2 separate regions of the Homo sapiens genome follow, and region 1 is linked to region 2. A link is an interaction called in ENCODE POLR2A ChIA-PET data of the cell type or tissue named here. Cell type or tissue: PC-3. All regions are shown on one strand. Links, peaks and the distances in the headings refer to the core of each region. The heading gives the core; the rest is flanking DNA.

Region 1 (9,169 bases), core at 580-8,579, 90 kb before region 2:
TGTGGAATTGGCAGGGTCCCTACCAGTTTTACCCAGACTTAAAGAGCAGGAAAGTCCCCAATCACCATCTGGATAATATATGTATAAAGATTATGTTATGATGGGGGGGGATATAAATTCATATACATAGCCTGCAGTCTATAAATACTTGTACTGAAATGTTCTGTTCAACAGATTATTGAAACCTATAGCCAAAATTTGGTGTGTAGTTATCTATTGATTTTACTTGTCCACTTTTACAGGTAATCAAATATTTATACTATATATATTTTTAAAGATTTTCTTTCTCTGTTTCAAACTCCTTTTACTATATTCCATGCTTGCTATTTCCTTTTTATTTACTTTATTATAATATATTTAACAAGCCTAGTTATGTACATGGATGTTATGGGTTTTTCAGAATATAAGGGGTCACTACAAAATAATACAATTACTCTTACAGGCCCATACATTTAAATATCCTCATTTCTTTATTCTATAATTGCATTGTAAGCATTATATATTTATACAATTGTTTATCATGAGGCTGGAGGCAGCTCACAAATTTATATACAATACAAAATATAAAATAAATTATTGACTCTCTCCAGAGTCACTGATCTCTGGGAGCTCAGAGTTTAATTGGGAAGAGAAATGTGGAGACCCACATACACCTTGGAAAGGCGTATCAGCAGAGAAGCAATGTGAAAGAGATATGGGCAATTGGTGTCAAAATTCTGAACAGAGGGACACTGCCTCTGACTTGGAAGACTAATGGTGGAAGTGCATTTGATCTGGGTCTGGACGGGTTGATAGGATTATGGATATTGTGGTGTAGAGGTAGGGAGTAGACGGAGAGGATTCAGGAAGGAGCCTCCCAAGGCGCAGAATCAGTGGTGGGACAGCCAGGACATGCTATGATGGCAACACGGGCCAGAGAGTGGGTTTCTTAGAGTGGGATGTAAAGCCAAAAAACTGAATTTACTTCTTTTGGAAAGCAAGACATTTTCTGTATAATTCACAGTATATCCTGAGAAAAATCTGAGTGGTGAGGTTACTAAAATGCAAGGTTTATTGTTTAGAGCGGTGTGTTTTTCTACACTACCAGAGCAGAGTGAGAAATAATGTAATATTTTGATTACAAATAACAGCACAAGTTGTTTTCATGATAGGCTAATTTTAAAAATGGCTGCGGAGTGAAGGTTAAAAAATCATGCTTTTACAGTGAAGTCATCAATCTCTTCATTATTTTAGTTACATTCCCTTTTTAACAAATCCTTTCCTTTACTGTTTCAAAACATTTGAGGCAGACAACTTCTAATAATAAATGAATTCACATACACCTAAAATGACTTAAAATCTAAGAAATGATTGCAAAATAAATAGTTAAACTGAATATTAAAACAACAAAGCTATAAGATACTGCTAAATCCTTCTTGACATTCGGCACATAGCTAGAACATAATAAATAAAATATTAGTCTTAGACTTCCCCTCATTTGTGAATCAATAATTTCTAATAAAGTTCATGAAATGGCATGTCAACATGAAATTTAAGTACATTTTTAATATAACACTGAAGTAATAAAACCTACACGGAAGTCGAGAAAGTAGATTAGCTATTCTGCCCTCTCCAAGCTTGACACTTAGGCAAGAGTAACTTTTCTCTTGATATCTTAAATGTTTGTTATTTTTTAAAAACTAAGAAAGAGAGGCACATAAAAGTGTACAGTCACTGCCTTCTCTCACAGGCCAGTGGGATTAGCATGGACAGACTTTTGGAAAACCCTCAGTGGGGGACTTTGTAACACATGGAAACATTAGATTACATAAGGATTCTGACAATTTTCCCTTTTATGTATTAAATATTTATTTTTCAGATATTCTTAGTAATCATTTAAGCCTTGTATGGAAAGGAAGTAATTTTTGTGTTTCTCTGCTATGTTTAAATTTCTTTCACTCTCCCAGAAGGCTTCATGGCACAGGTGGAAAGAATGTTTTTGGGAATGGGGAAGGTGGGAGCTAGGAGACCCACTGGGAAGCTCACGCCTGGAGAGCGGTCAGTTCTGTGAAGGTGCCAGTGGAGGAACAAATGGGAGGAAGTCACGTTGAACTGGGCAGGAAACCGGGAAGGTTAGGGGAGGGAGAGGAGCCAGGCCCCAGGGCCAGCTGTTGGCCTATAGAGCATCTGTAGTGACAAAGAGCAAAGGCCGCAAGGTCAGACTACCAGAGTCAAGTCCCAGGCTTAGTACTTACTGACTCTGTAACTTCGGGAAGTCACTTACCCTCTCTACACTTCTGGTTCCTCATTTACCATATGAAGAAAATAATAGTCATATCTACCTCATAGTATCGTTGTGAGGATTACATTAAATAGATTGAATTAATACATATAAAGTATGTAGAGTGGAGACAGACACAAGGCACATGGTAAGCGATCCATAAACTTTAACCATAATTATTAGAGTTATAGGTGCTCTTAGGGAAGGGGCAGGTAGTTGGAGAGGGCAGCCTCAGCTTGGATGTGTGGTGTCGCTAGTGCCATCCCAACTCCTTTCTCTGGGAAATGTTGGGGCCCCTAAGTGCACAGTAATACCAGTTGTGCAGGCAGCACACTTATATAGTTGTTCCTCAGTTACCATCCCTGTCTTCAAAACACCAAATCTATCTGTATGTTCCTAAAACTAGCACTTGTATATAATTGTTCACACCACTCCCAATAGTGATGATGGGAGTTTCTCCCTGACCCACAAGGTATTAGATTGTATTAAATGTGTTGTACAAGCTTGTAGTAGGTGAAAGCAGCAAAGAAGATCTTCTTGCTGGATCATAGTTATATTATCCCCTCCAGCCCCAGAAATTGCTCTTCATGTCTATTCTGTGCTATTCATGTCTATTCTTCATGTCTTGCTGGTCCAGGCAGTTGGGAATAAATGGATGCAAGGAAGTGACTAGGTCCTTTAGAATCCAGCGCAAGATTTGACAAAGCTGCTGACGGTGTTGCAATGTAAGCGTTCCTAACAACAGGTCAGAGCTTTTAAATTGAGGAGTTTGGACTCAAGGGGAAAATATCACTGCAGTTACTCTGAATTCCTTTTTTAATATTTTTAATTGACAAATTACAATTGTATAGATGTATGGGGTATAAGGTGATGATTTGATACATGCATACAATGTGGAATGATTAAATCAAGCTAATTGACATATCCATCACCTCACTTACTTACCGTTTTTTGCATTGGAAATTTGAAATTTACTCTTACTTTGAAATACATAATACAGTATTATTGACTGTAGTCACCCTACTTGTGCAGTAGATCTCAAAACTTATTTCTCTTGTCCAGTTGAAACTTTATACCCTTTGACCAACAACTTCCTTTCCTCCCTCACCCTACCCCACTCCCAGCTGCTGGTAATATTCAGAATTATTAAGGAATAAGATGATCCATATGAAAAAAATTCTGGAAAAATTGAGTTTGTAACATTAGTTTTACAAATTAATTGTTATTATAACCATTTAGGCTAAGAAGATAGGTAGGCAATTGATTAAGGCTTTAGGGTCCAAGGCATGGGCTCAAGTTTTGCAATAACACCTACTAGTTGTGTGGTCATATTGGATTCATATTGCCTAAGACATAGTGGCCTCATTTTGAAATTATGAGTTGGATTTAAAACATCCACCTCGTAAGGAAACTATAAGGATAGATGCTTGACAGGGCACGTAGCATACAATATTACTTACATAGCAGAACGTTGGCAACACACTAAATGTCCAATAATAAGTGAATGGTTGAATAAATTACGGTATAGCTATATGATGTTCATTAGTTAACAAACCATTCTACCACTGATGAACAAGTGATTACAATCAGCTGAGATCCAAAACTATGAGGAAGTCTTAATTTTGTTGAGTGGAAATAATAATTACAATAATTAATATTTATATAGTGCCTATATGCCAGGCCCTATTAAAGTCCTGTACGTGTTACTCATTAAATCCTTACAACAACCCGAAGAGAGAGCTACTATCGTCAGCCCCATTTACCACATGAGGCTACCATGGCAAAGTAAAGATTAAGAAACATGTCCAGCTAGTAAGTGATCAGGCCAGAGTCAGGGTAAAGGAATTGGGGGATTTGTGTGTAGTTAGGAAGTAAGGAGGATGAAAGATGGCTCCTCCAGGTCTCATCAAGCTTTGTGATTTCCTAGACAAATGCAGGAAGATTTGGCTATGTTGCAGATGAATAAAACACACCATTATTACATTGTTGGCATAATAGCAGCTGGCCCGAAATACAAATGGAAACTGTCATACTCAGAGTGGAAAGCCCTTCCAGTGTCCAGACTGGCAGCAGATGATTCTGCACTCCCAATATCCAGTTGTAGACTGTTTTCTGCCTGCCTGCTCTACACTGCCTGCCTTTATTGAACACAAACTGTGACGTACTGAAGAAATCCAAGATAAATTTGTAAAACATCATGTCAGTCCCTTTCTAGTCCCAGTATCCCCTGGTGATCCAAGGTTGGGGTCTAAAAAATAGAACAGAAAAAAGAAGAGGAAACAGACACTAACTTGCCACAGATACACATAGAGTGAAGGAGATATTTTTGTTTAAAAGACTGACAGCTGAGAAACAGTTATTTGATCCCTGCTGCTTGAGGGACAGTAGGGAAAGAAAGGTATTTTTGTGATCGCTCTTCAGCGTTCCCTATGCGGCCTGGTTCATACAGTCACAACAAAAACCCACGCTCTAATAGTACATTGCAACCAACCACAGATATGTTGCAAGCATTATGCACAGTAGTAACTAACATTCAGTTTCCTTTTGATTACTTCCAGGCCTGTGACATTTAGATTGTTGCACATTTCTTCCAACCTCAGAGCATTCAGAGTCAACAGCGTACATCTAATAATCATGTGCTGACATAGAAACTGTAAGGAGTTTGTGCCATTTATCTGTCTTTCATCACACTAAGGGTAACAGAGCAAATGAGCACCGTGTTAGGAGTCCAAATACATGAGTTTTGGGCTAAACCTTGTCACTAACTAGCTGTGGCCTTGAGCATGCCATTTAATCTCCGTGGGGCCTCTGGTTCCCTTTTGTGGAATGAGGAGAGAGTTTTGGGTCTCCAGGACTCCTTTCAACTCCAGTGTTCTGTACTAAGTCATCAGTGAGTTCTGGCTAGTAATAGTTTCAAAAGGTAATAGTGCTCATCACATTCCACCGAGTAAAATCATAGAGCAGAAACACCAAGAAAGTGGACATCCCAGCTGCTTTTAACGTTTACTCATCAACAGGGCTTGGCTCAAATAGTTCTGAAAGTAATCCATGCATAACATTTCTGAAAGGGGAAGTAAGAATGTCATCTTGCATTTGAACATTTTAAATGTCAAACCCTCTGCATTGTTAGTATTTATAAAGTTATCTCTATGGCATTATCACTATCAAAGTAATCAATCATAGATTTATTGAGAAATATAAACATCAATGTTTTTTATCTCACCTAAGTATTTTCTGTGCTAAATTTTATTCTGTTGCAGCATACTTGACAATTAGTGATTTGTAGGCTTGGTTAGCACATGCATACTTTTTAAGCAAACTAATGTAATGTGAGAGAACAGTTTTCAGTATTTCCCTCTATTGGTATTTGTGGGTGCCCTTCAAACTACTACACCAAGCTACACAAACCAACTATCACAAATGGACTGTTTGCCAAATGCCTGCTTCCCTAGTAAGGAGGCAACGTGTTACTGACACCCTTATGTGTAGAAGGTCTTATGTAGAGAGACTTATGAAATGCATATCTGGATTCCTATATTTTTTCACTGAAGTCTAACAAATTCATGTAGTCAAATCTTAGGAAAGGAAGTGTGTTTGGTAGTTTGAGCCTGCTGTCTTTACAGGCTCAGTGTGTCTTCTGTGAAAGACCAAATATCATCCCAGTGGACCTGACCTAGTTGAACATAAATACACCATTGAGGAGCTACTGGCTTCAGAATTAATAAAATGTATAAATAAATAGGATGGCCTTGTGAAGAGGCTAAACTTGAAGTGCCTATTAATTAATTTTTTAAAAAGAAAAACAGCAGCTTATAGCTACTCTACTGATACATTAATCTATGAAATGAAATTGTATCATAGAAAGCATTCAGATTATTTATATTATTCGTATTTTATAAGATTTTTAAATGTGTTTAACCTAGAAGGGATCATAATGCAGAGCCTTATGCTTTTCATAAGATACTGATAGAGTGTAGAGGCATCCGAGTAATTTGGCATTTTCGCTTTTTATTCATAAGGCCCCTGAGTATGTGTGAATGTGTTTGTAAATATATCTCAATTTCAGTTTTTGTCATTCAGAGAATATACAACAGTTCTTCTGACTAGTCCCAACAACACAACCCAATGTGTGTCTGAATTGATCACTATTTTAAAATCTAGAGAGCTGGGCAGTCTCTGTGCTCTTGGGCCTGCAGGTGAAGCTCATTAAAGAATCAATCACCAGTGAGGGCAACCGCCCAGGCCCTCACTTCATTTGATAATATTATCCAGAAAAGAGGAATATTTTTCAGTTCTTTCTCACCTAGGCAGAATTTTGAGAAGTAACCATGAAAGATGAGACTGAGAGTTATAATTGGGCCTTTAGTATAGACAAATTGTACTGTGTCGTTTTAGTTTTTATTTTAAATCCCCCTAAAAGGTCACTGGATACAAAGACAATCTCTGAGTTTATTGAAGGGAAAGCCACAAAGCTGTTATATACAGCTCTATCTATGCCTATTTGTATTTCACAGTCTTTTGTCACCGAACAACACACAGACAAAATGGAATTCAATCTCAGAATTTCTTTACTGTCTTCTAAAGATTTTCTTCATGGACTTGTTTCCAACCAACGTTGAAAAATAGTTCTAATTTTTTAAAAAAGGAGAAACAAAGGGCTCTCCACATTTGCCTTATTATATGACGTCTTTTCTGCACTCACAGTAGCAAATGTTAGAAGTACATTTCAAGTTGCAATTCACCTGGATAAATGTCAACATGAGGCCATAAGGTAGCTTTTCAGCTTCCTCTCCTGGAAAGTGCTTTGGACATGGCAGCCATTGCTACATTCACACTGAAACAGCTAACTGCCCAGCTGATTGTTCTTATATAATGTAGATAGGGTCATGGCTCCAACGTGAGCCAGTCTCAGTGCGCATGTTGGAGTTATTTCCTGGGTGACTAATTAGCTCTCAACCTGGTATCTTCATTTTGGATCCCAAATGATCCAAGTGGACACCATGATGTTGCCCCCAAATAATAGATGGCTTCAGGCCCTCTGATGCAAAGAGAGGCCGTACAGCCGACTGCCTACATGTGAATGCTAGGTTTGCCATTTTGTTGCTGTGCAAATCACTTAACCTCTTAGGAAATAATATTTTCATCTTAAAAAAATGGGAAAAGAATAGTGTCTACCACATAGGGTAAAAAATGAAATTGTTGTGTAGAAGGTAGTTGGCTGTTCACATTTTACAAGATTAGAAAATGTATTTAACCCAAAGTGAGATTATAATGCAGAGCCTTATATTTTGGAAGAGGGTGCTATAACCTAAAAACTGATAATTGGGGCCGGGCATGTTGGCTTATGCCTGTAATCCCAGCACTTTGGGAGGCCAAGGTGGCTGGATCACGAGGTCAGGAGATCGAGACCACCCTGGCCAACATGGTAAAACCCCGTCTCTACTAAAAATACAAAAATTAGCTGGGCGTGGTGGCGCACGTCTGTAATCCCAGCTACTCGGGATACTGAGGCAGGAGAATTGCTTGAACCCGGGAGGCGGAGGTCGCAGTGAGCCGAGACCATGCCACTGCATTCCAGCCTGGCGACAGTGTGAGACTCTGTCTCAAAAAAAAAAAAAAAAGATAATTGGGCCACTTTACATATGGTTATGTGAATTAAATAAATTAACTTTTGTAATGTAGTTAGAACAGGGCCTGGCACATAGGAAACATTTTGTTAGTATTAGTTATCATTAACATAAATTCAGGTATATATTTATTACAGTCAAGAAACCTCTTACAGAGTTATAATTGAGAAATTAAAATATAACACAAATTTTTAAAGCTGTTTAAAGTTTCACCTTACTTGCCAGGCATGATGCTATTCACCTTTTATCTATTATCTTTTTAAAGATTATATGATGCATTGGGGAACATGAATTTTTCTCTCTTAAAAAGAAATTAAACAATAGGTAATAAAGGAGCAGATGTTTTCTATTTTACATGTAGACCAAATATCCACTAACACAAGTTACATTTTATTTCTTAATTAAGTATCACACTTTATACCATCATGCTTCATACCTCTCAACATTTTAAAAGTCTTTTCTCATTTAGGAATTCATTTTTTATTAACGGGTTTTGAGATGTAGATAAGACAAGGGAGATTATTATTTTCAATTCACAAATGAGGACATTAAAGTTTTGTGAAACTGAAGGGAAGTGACCATCCAGAGTCATAAAACAAGTTCATGGTCCAGGATCACAGCCATGATCCGGCCCCCTCCCCCTCCACTGTGCTGGGCCGTGGACTCATCTGCTTCATACACATCTGCTGAACAGTTATTTCCAAGCACTGAATAGAAACCATCAGCCTCGCATGTTTTCCATAGCTGTTGATTGTGCTCCTACTCTTCGTTCATCTTGTGGATAATAAATCCATCCATTTAAAGACAAGAAGAATTCAGTGTTCAGCTATGGTCTGCTACACACATGTCCACTTTCCTTACATTTTCTTTGAACAGAACACAGTAAAATCTATTGTACAGCTCACCGGCGTGATACCGCTTTGATAGACACCGAGTGACCTAATATACACACTCCAGTGTACTCTAATCTGTGGTCTCCCAGCTCCCACTCGGCAGGAATTCTGAGATGTTGATGGAACCCCATGATTTAACAGAGCAGCTGGGCTGCCCTTTCACCCCTCACACTGGTTCTGACAGCTGCCTGCCATGTGTAGAGAAAACCTCACAGGCTGAAACCCTGTCACAGAGTAAAGGTCCTTGAATAAACATACAAGCATGATCATGCTACTACTCTAAAATTAAATTGTTTTTTTAAACTGAATTTGCAGTAGGGACATTTTACAGCTGAAGATCTAAAGCACCCCAAAGCGGGCCAAGTACCCTCTCCCTTTAAAAATAAAAC
Region 2 (9,169 bases), core at 409-8,408:
GTTTGCTGAAACAGAGCCACCAGGTAAAGAGCCCTCGACTACCCTAAGGCTTCCATGCTGGAGAGGCCACTAGTAAGCACTCTGGCTAACAGTCCCATCCGAGTCCAGCCATCCGGAAGTGGATCTTCCAGCCCCAGCTGTTTCAGTCCTCAATTGCTCTAGTTACCCCTGCTCCCCATCAGCTGTCGGAGTCCTCCCAGCTGAGTTCTCAGACTGTGGAGTACAGACAAGTCATTCCCACTGACCCTGGACACATACCTGGCCCCATGAATCATAAGCATAATAGAATGGTTATAATTTTATGCTACTAAATTTGGGGTGATTTGATACACAACAATAGGAATATGGAACATTTCAGAAATAATGGATATAGCGGTAACAATGGGATAAGAGGGAAAATTTAACCATATCGAAATCATCAGATCCTATCTTGATCTATGTGCACATTTTTCAAACACATATATAGTGTCTAATGATTGCAAAGTTCACTTTCGAAGCTAAAAGTTCTATGTTAATCTGCAGGACCTGCAGCAAACAGAATGTCATATGAACTCCACAGTCTGAAAGGGCCCAAGGGGAAGCACACTAGCCCATGTAGACAGAGATTCCCCTTGCTTCTGTTCTTGAGAGAACTGAGGGGAAATGAAAGCTGAAAATAAAAGCCCTTGGTTTAAATGGATCCCCATTGCATTTCATCCTATCAGATCAATAATGCAGAGATTCCTAAAATCAATGTGCTGGGGCAGTTTTAACAAATGCACTTGCCTGTTCATTAATATTCTGACTTTTAAATATAAACACACATACCTCTTTGTTGTGATAAGAATTACAGTATATTAAAGACAGCAAGATAAACACTACCCATTAGGTTATCAGTTTAATTTTATAAATGAGGAAACTGAGGTTCAGTAAAGCAAGAAAAACTTGCCATGATAAAAGAAACAACAATGCCTTTTACCCAGCACCAAAGAATATGCCAATATCCAGGCCTTTCTTTGGATGCAGAAATAAACATGAAAATGCTGAGTACATCCCCTAAAGTTCTACCCCCGGTTCAACTCAAATCATAGGAAAGCTACATATTAAATTTATGGTTTTACCTCCCTACGTGAACACCTTCCCTGATCTAAGATGGATTCACCATTGCAGCCTAGTTTTCATCATGGTTAGGTGTAAGAAATGGCCTTCTGTCATTGCCTGTATGGGGTTTGATATATTTCACACTAAAAGATCCAAATGGCTGTCTTAGAGCTAGGTTCATAGAAGAATTTTGTATTTCCTAATGATCTTGGTTTAATTAGATTACAAAAGCTCTGGAATGGATCTTGTTTCCCTTGGCATGCGGCTGTGTTAATACATGTGGTAACCGCATGTGAATCCTCTTTCGTCCATTGACAGGCTGTGTGAGCAAGTCACCTTCCTAAGACTCCATTTTTGTATCCTGAATGAGGGTGACTATTCTACAACCTGCACCAGAGTTGTGAAGATTAAACCAGGTACTATGACATGATGGCAACTTCCACACAGGAAAATGCTTTTTCTTTTTCTTTTCTCTTCTTTTTACAAAAGCATGATGATCTTTTCAGCTAGATTTCTAATAAAGTACAAACAGCTGAGTGCTTTTCTTTATCCTGGCCAAAAAATTATTGTCATATGTGAAGCAAAAATACCTGGGTACATGCCCCATTTGTTCTTTTTTGAGGCAGGGTCTCACTTTGTCACCCAGGCTAGAGTGCAGTGGTGCGATCACAGCTCACTGCAGCCTCAAACTTCTGAGTTCAAGCAAAGCTCCAGCCTCAGCCTACCAAGTATCTGGAATTATAGGCATGCGCCACCATGTCCGACTAATTTTTAATTTCTTTTTGTAGAGACAGGGTCTCTCTATGTTGCCCAGGCTAGTCTTGAACTCCTGGCTTCAAGTGATTCTCCCGCCTTGCCCTCCCAAAGTGCTGGGATCCAGGCATGAGTAATAGCACCCAGCTTATTTGTTCATAATTATAATTCCAAAGATATTTATTATTATTATTATACCCTAAGTTCTGGAATACATGTGCAGAATGTGCAGGTTTGTTACATAAGTATACACGTGCCATGGTGGTTTGCTGCACCCATCAACCTGTCATCTACATTAGGTATTTCTCCTAATGCTATCCCTCCCCTAGGCCCCCATCCCCCAACAGGCGCTGGTGTGTGATGTTCCCCTCTCTGTGTCCATGTGTTCTCATTGTTCAACTCCCACTTATGAGTGAGAACATGCGGTGTTTGGTTTCCTGTTCCCGTGTTAGTTTGCTGAGAATGATGGTTGCCTGCTTCATTCATGTCCCTGCAAAGGACATGAACTCATCCTTTTTTATGGCTGCACAGTATTCCATGGTGTATATGTGCCACAATTTCTTTATCCAGTCTATCATTGATAGGCATTTGGGTTGGTTCCAAGTCTTTGCTATTGTGAACAGTGCTGCAATAAACATATGTGTGCATGTGTCTTTATAATAGAATTATTTATAAATCTTTGTGTATGTACCCAGTAATGGGATTGCTGGGTCAAATGGTATTTCTGGTTCTAGATCTTTGAGGAATTGCCACACTGTCTTCCACAATGGTTGAACTAATTTACCCTCCTACCAATAGTGTAAAAGCCCTCCTATTTCTCCACATCCTCTCCAGCATCTGTTGCTTCCTGACTTTTTAATGATCACCATTCCAACTGGCGTGAGATGGTATCTCATTGTGGTTTTGATTTGCATTTCTCTAATGACCAGTGATGATGAGCTTTTTTTCACATTTGATGGCTGCATAAATGTCTTCTTTTGAGAAGTGTCTGTTCACATCCTTCGTCCAATTTTTGATGATGTTGTTTGTTTTTCTCTTGTAAATTTGTTTAAGTTCTTTGTAGATTCTGGATATTAGCCCTTTGTCAGATGGATAGGTTGCAAACATTTTCTCCCATTCTTTAGGTTTCCTGTTCACTCTGATGATAGTTTCTTTTGCTGTGCAGACGCTCTTTAGTTTAATTAGATCCCATTTGTCAATTTTGACTTTTGTTGCCATTGATTCTGGTGTTTTAGTCATGAAGTGTTTGCCCATGCCTATGTCCTGAATGTTATTGCCTAGATTTTTCTTCTAGGGTTTTTATAGTTTTAAGTCTTTAATCCATCTTGAGTTAATTTTTGTAAAAGGTCTAAGGAAGGGGTCCAGTTTCAGTTTTCTGAATATGGCTAGCTAGTTTTCCCAACACCATTTGTGAAATAAGGAATCCTTTCCCCATTGCCTGTTTTTGTCAGGTTTGTCAAAGATCGGATGGTTGTAGATGTGTGGCATTATTTCTGAGGCCTCTGTTCTGTTCCATTGGTCTATATATCTGTTTTGGTACCAGTACCAAGCTGTTTTGGTTACTGTACCCTTGTGGTATAGTTTGAAGTCAGGTAGCATGATCTCTAGCTTCGTTCTTTTTGCTTAGGATTGTCTTGGCTACACAGGCTCTTTTTTTGTTCCATATGAAATTTAAAGTAGTTTTTTCTAATTTTATGAAGAAAGTCAATGGTAGCTTGATGGGGATAGCATTGAATCTATAAATTACTTTGGGCAGTATGGCCATTTTCACTATATTCATTCTTCTATCCATGAGCATGGAATATTTTTCCATTTGTTTGTGTCCTCTCTTATTTCCTTAAGTAGTGGTTTGTAGTTCTCCTTGAAGAGGTCCTTTACATCCTTTGTAAGTTGTATTCCTAGGTATTTTACTCTCTTTGTAGCGATTATGAATGGGAGTTCTCTCATGATTCAGCTCTCTGTTTGTCTATTATTGGTGTATAGGAATGCTTGTGATTTTTGCATATTGATTTTGTATCTTGAGACTTTGCTGAAGTTGCTTATTAGCTTAAGGAAATTTCAGGCTGAGACGATGGGGTTTTCTAAATATACAATCATGTCATCTGCAAACAGAGACAATTTAACTTCCTCTCTTCCTGTTTAAATACGCTTTATTTCTTTCTCTTGCCTGATTTCCCTGGCCAGAACTTCCAATACTATGTTGAATAGGAGTGGTGAGAGAGGGCATCCTTGTCTTGTGCTGGTTTTCAAAGGGAATGCTTCCAGCTTTTGCCCATTCAGTATGATATTGGCTGTGGGTTTGTCATAAATAGCTCTTATTATTTTGAGATATGTTCTATCGATACCTGGTTTATTGAGGTTTTTAGCATGAAGGGGTGTTGAATTTTACCGAAGGCCTTTTCTGCATCTAATGAGTTAATCATGTGGTTTTGTCATTGGTTCTGTTTGTGTGATGGATTATGTTTATTGATTTGCGTATGCTGAACCAGCCTTGCATCCCAGGGATGAAGCCAACTTGATCATGGTGGGTAACCTTTTTGATGCGCTACTGAGTTTGCTTTGCCAATATTTTATTGAGGATTTTCATGTTGATGTTTATCAGGGATATTGGCCTGAAATTTTTTTTTTGTTGTGTCTCTCCTAGGTTTTGGTATCAGGATGATGCTGGCCTCATAAAACGAGTTAGGGAGGAGTCCCTCTTTTTCTATTGTTTGGAATATTTTCAGAAGGAATGGTACCAGCAACTCTTTGTACCTCTGGTAGAATTCGGCTGTGAATCTGTCTGGTCCTGGGCTTTTTTTGGTTGATAGTCTATTAATTACTGCCTCAGCCTCAAAACTTCTTACTGGCCTATTCAGGGATTCAACTACCTCCTGGTTTAGTCTTGGGAGGGTGTGTGTGTCCAGGAATTTATCCATTTCTTCTAGATTTTCTAGATTATTTGTGTAGAGGTGTTTATAGTATTCTCTAAAGGTAGTTTGTATTTCTCTGGGGCCAGTGGTGATATCTCCTTTATCAGTTTTTATTTTGTCTATTTGATTCTTCTCTCTCTCTTATTAGTCTGGCTAGTGGTCTATCCATTTTGTTAATCTTTTCAAAAAACCAGCTCCTGGATTCACTGATTTTTTGAAGGGTTTTTCATGTCTCTATCTCCTTCAGTACTGCTCTGATTTTAGTTATTTCTTGTCTTCTGCTAGCTTTTGAATGTGTTTGCTCTTGCTTCTCTAGTTCTTTTAATTGTGATGTTAGAGTGTCAGTTTTAGATCTTTCCTGCTTTCTCCTGTGGGCATTTAGTGCTATGAATTTCCCTCTAAACACTGCTTTAGCTGTGTCCCAGAGATTCTGGTACATTGTGTCTTTGTTCTCATTGGTTTCAAGGAACTTATTTATTTCTGCCTTAATTTTGTTATTTACCCAGCAGTCATTCAGGAGCAGGTTGTTCAGTTTCTATGTAGTTGTGTGGTTTTGAGTGAATTTCTTCATCCTGAGTTCTAGTTTGATTGCACTGTGGTCTGAGAGACTGTTTGTTATGAATTGCATTATTTTGCATTTGCTGGGGAGTGTGTTACTTCCAGTTATGTGGTCAATTTTAGAATAAGTGTGATGTGGTGCTGAGAAGAATGTATATATTCTGTTGATCTGGGGTGGAAAGTTCTCTAAATATCTATTAGATCCACTTGGTCCAGAGCTGAGTTCATGTCCTGAATATCCTTGCTAATTTTCTGTCTCATTAATCTAATATTGACAGTGGGGTGTTAAAGTCTCCCACTATTATTATGTGGGAGTCTGAGTCTCTTTGTAGGTCTCTAAGAACTTTCTTTATGAATCTGGATGCTCTGGTATTGAGTGCATATATATTTAGGATAGCACTTCTTGTTGTATTGATCCCTTTACCATTATGTAATGCTCTTCTTTATCTTTTTTGATCTTTGTTGGTTTAAAGTCTGTTTTATCAGAGACTAGGATTGCAACTCTTGCTATTTTTTTGCTTTCCATTTGCTTGGTAAATATTCTTCCATCCCTTTATTTTAAGCCGATATGTGTCTTTGCAGTGAGATGGGTCTCCTGAAAACAGCACACTCGTGGGTCTTGACTCTATCCAATTTGCCAGTCTGTGTCTTTTAATTGGAGCATTTAGCCCATTTACATTTAAGGTTAATATTGCTATGTGTGAATTTGATCCTGTCATTATATTAGCTGGTTATTTTTCCCATTAGTTGGTACAGTTTCTTCATAATGTTGATGGTCTTTACAATTTGGTATGTTTTTACAGTGGCTGGTACCCGTTGTTCCTTTCCATGTTTAGTGCTTCCTTCAGGAGCTTTTGTAAGGCAGGCCTGGTGGTAACAAAGTCTCTCAGCATTTGCTTGTCTGTAAATAATTTTATTTCTCCTTCACTTATGAAGCTTAGCTTGGGTGGATATGAAATTCTGGGTTGAAAGGTTTCTGCCAAGAGATCCGCTGTTAGTCTGATGGGCTTCCCTTTGTGGGTAACCCGACCATTCTCTCTGGCTGCCTTAACATTTTTTCCTTCATTTCAACCTTGGCGAATCTGATGATTTTGTGTCTTGGGGTTGCTCTTCTCAAGGAATATCTTTGTGGTGTTCTCTGTATTTCCTGAGTTTGAATGTTGGCCTGCCTTGCTAGGTTGGTGAAGTTCTTCTGGATTATATCTTGAAGATTGTTTTCCAACTTGGTTCCATTCTCCCCATCACTTTCAGGTACACCAATCAAACATAGATTTGGTCTTTTCATGTAGTTCTATATTTCTTGGAGGCTTTGTCCATTTCTTTTCACTCTTTTTCCTCTAATCTTGTCTTCTCACTTTATTTCATTGGGTTGATCTTCAATCTCTGTTATCCTTTCTTCTTCTTGATCGATTCAGCTATTGATACTTGTGTATGCTTCATGAAGTTCTTGTGCTGTGTTTTTCAGCTCCATCACGTCATTTCTGTTCTTCTCTAAACTGGTTATTCTAGTTAGCAATTCATCTAACCTTTTTTCAAGGTTCTTAGCTTCCTTGCATTGGGTTAGAACATACTCCTTTAGCTTGGAGGAGTTTGTTGGGCTCCACCAAGTTTGAACTTCCAGGCAGCTTTGTTTACACTGTGAGAGAAAAGCTGCCTACTCAAGCCTCAGTAATGGCTGACACCCCTCCCTCCTCCCAAGCTCAAGCATCCCAGGTCAACTTCAGACTGCTGTGCTGGCAGCAAGAATTTCAAGCCAGTGGATCTTAGCTTGCTGGGCTCCATGGGGGTGAAATCCACTGAGTTAGACTACTTGGCTTCCTGGCTTCAGCCCCCTTTCTAGGGGAGTGAACAGTTCTGTCTTGTTGGCATTCTAGGTGCCACTGGAGTATGAAAAAAAAACTTCTGCAGCTAGCTCAGTGTCTGCCCAAACAGCCACCCAGTTTTGTGCTTGAATCCCAGGCCCCTGGTGGAGTAGGCACCCAAGGGAATCTCCCGGTATGTGGGTTGTGAAGACCGTAAGGAAAGTGCAATATCTGGGCCAGAGTGCACCGTTCCTCATGGCACAGTCCCTCACGGCTTGCCTTGGCTAGGGGAGGGAATTCCCTGATCCCTTGTGCTTCCCGGGTGAGGCAATGCCCCACCCTGCTTCGGCTCACCCTCTGTGGTCTGCACCCCCTGTCTAACCAGTCCCAATGAGATGAGCCAGGTACCTCAGTTGGAAATGCAGAAATCACCCACCTTCTGTGTTGATCTCGCTGGGAACTGCAGAGCAGAGCTGTTCCTATTTGTTCATCTTGCCAGTCCCCCACCCCAAAGATGTTATTTTAAGAAATATTTGTACCCACACTTTAGAAACCATAAATTGACTTCCCTGTTACCTTCGGCCAGGAGATTTCAGGTTAAAGCAAGAAACGAACAAGAAGAAAACGATTTGATCAGACTGTAATTTTAACAGATGCATAACATTATTTCCCTCATACACAAACAAATCATCTAGAAGGGAGAACAGAAATGTTGACTTACAGAAGCACAAGTCTTACTTATTCTCCTAAAATGTCTGCACTGAAATGATTGCAAACTCAGCACCCCACATCTTAGCCAATCAGAGAGGCCTCTTTAAACACATGAGGCGTAAGGTTTTAATTTACAAGGACCCATCTCTATTTCTTTCCCAGGGCCTCGAAGAAGGACTACATTCTAAATCTAATATAAATGCCTGTATGTTCTACAAAAGTTTTCCCAGATAGTGTACACCATTTCCAATTGCACAATGACAATGACAACAGAACTAATTAAAACAGAGTCATGAGGTACTTTTTATATGCACTTTTTTTTTTGGCGAAACTGATGTTTAAGTAATGTATTTAGCAAAGTCTCCTATTATAGTTTAATCTTTTAATTACAAGAAAATTTGGGTTAATTATTATCCTACCTTGATGAAAATTCAGTGATGGTGATTTTTCCCCTTTCATACTTCTTATCTTTTTTTTTTAAATAAAAAATGTGTTTTGTGAGATTTGTGTACAAGTAATCCATGATTCATATTTAGAACTACTGAGCCACACCTTTATATTAAATCTTTGAGTCTTGCCATGTTTAAAATGTAAATTATAACAAATTATGGCTGACTCTCAAATAATAAGTTAGTTCAGGATCTTAATATCAATCAGGATCTTAATATCAATCAGCTGTAAGTACTCTATAAGATAAAAGTCAAGGTAATCACACTGAAAATCTCTTTTGATAAGTGGTTTTACAGAAAGATAGATAAATAAATATATATATATATATTTTTAAAGAGAGTCTACAAATTGAGCCTCTGTGTGTGAATGAATTCAATAACTATTTTACCAATGTCGAGAGCAGATTTGTATGAGAAAGAAAGAAAAAACAAAGAAAGAAAAGACATTCATTTTTAGAATTGTTGCAGAAGAATACAGATGTTATGGAAAATAAGAAATAGCTTATGTAGTAATTTCTGGGTTGGAAATTCAAGAAGAAATGAAATAGAGAACTATGCTGAAAGCTTTAGTAGAGTTATACCTAATGTGTCTCTACAAAGACAATATAATAGACCCCTAGGTGGTGCCACCCAGAAAGAAGGGAATAGTATGGTCTGAGTTTTCTCTACCACCATCAGCTCCCTAAGCAATCAACTTCCCTTCACTAGGAATTCAAGAAGAGTCAGGAACTCAAAGCATAGCAGGCCAAGTTCTCACTTTCTACAACTGACATTCAAAAGTAATATAGGGTGAGAGTCCAACCTTATAAAATAAAAATTCAAAATATAGTAGGTCTAATTCAGCATTTTTCAAGTTGAATCTCACAGAGCATTAATGTCAAGCAAAATATTGATGCAGTGTAAT

What was found. ChIA-PET counts read pairs that join two places held together with the same protein. Peaks named below come from ENCODE experiments on the same cell type or tissue, not always from the same donor. Only the 100,000 strongest peaks of a DNase experiment are listed, where the experiment ranks them.
Region 1: POLR2A ChIA-PET joins it to region 2 with 31 read pairs; 3 of 35 experiments call an interaction of 5 or more read pairs at or near these places.

The regions. Positions count from the first base shown.
Region 1 is chr7:91,160,396-91,169,564 of GRCh38, forward strand. The region is part of intron 14 of CDK14 (cyclin dependent kinase 14); the gene reads left to right. Among named protein-coding and RNA genes, the nearest start is that of FZD1, 99 kb to the right of the region's middle. RefSeq lists an enhancer at 8,161-9,169. In PC-3, for the core only: no CTCF peak of the experiment used is centred there; a DNase peak (open chromatin) is centred at 5,246.
Region 2 is chr7:91,250,732-91,259,900 of GRCh38, forward strand. No RefSeq gene overlaps it. Among named protein-coding and RNA genes, the nearest start is that of FZD1, 9.1 kb to the right of the region's middle. In PC-3, for the core only: no CTCF peak of the experiment used is centred there; no DNase peak of the experiment used is centred there.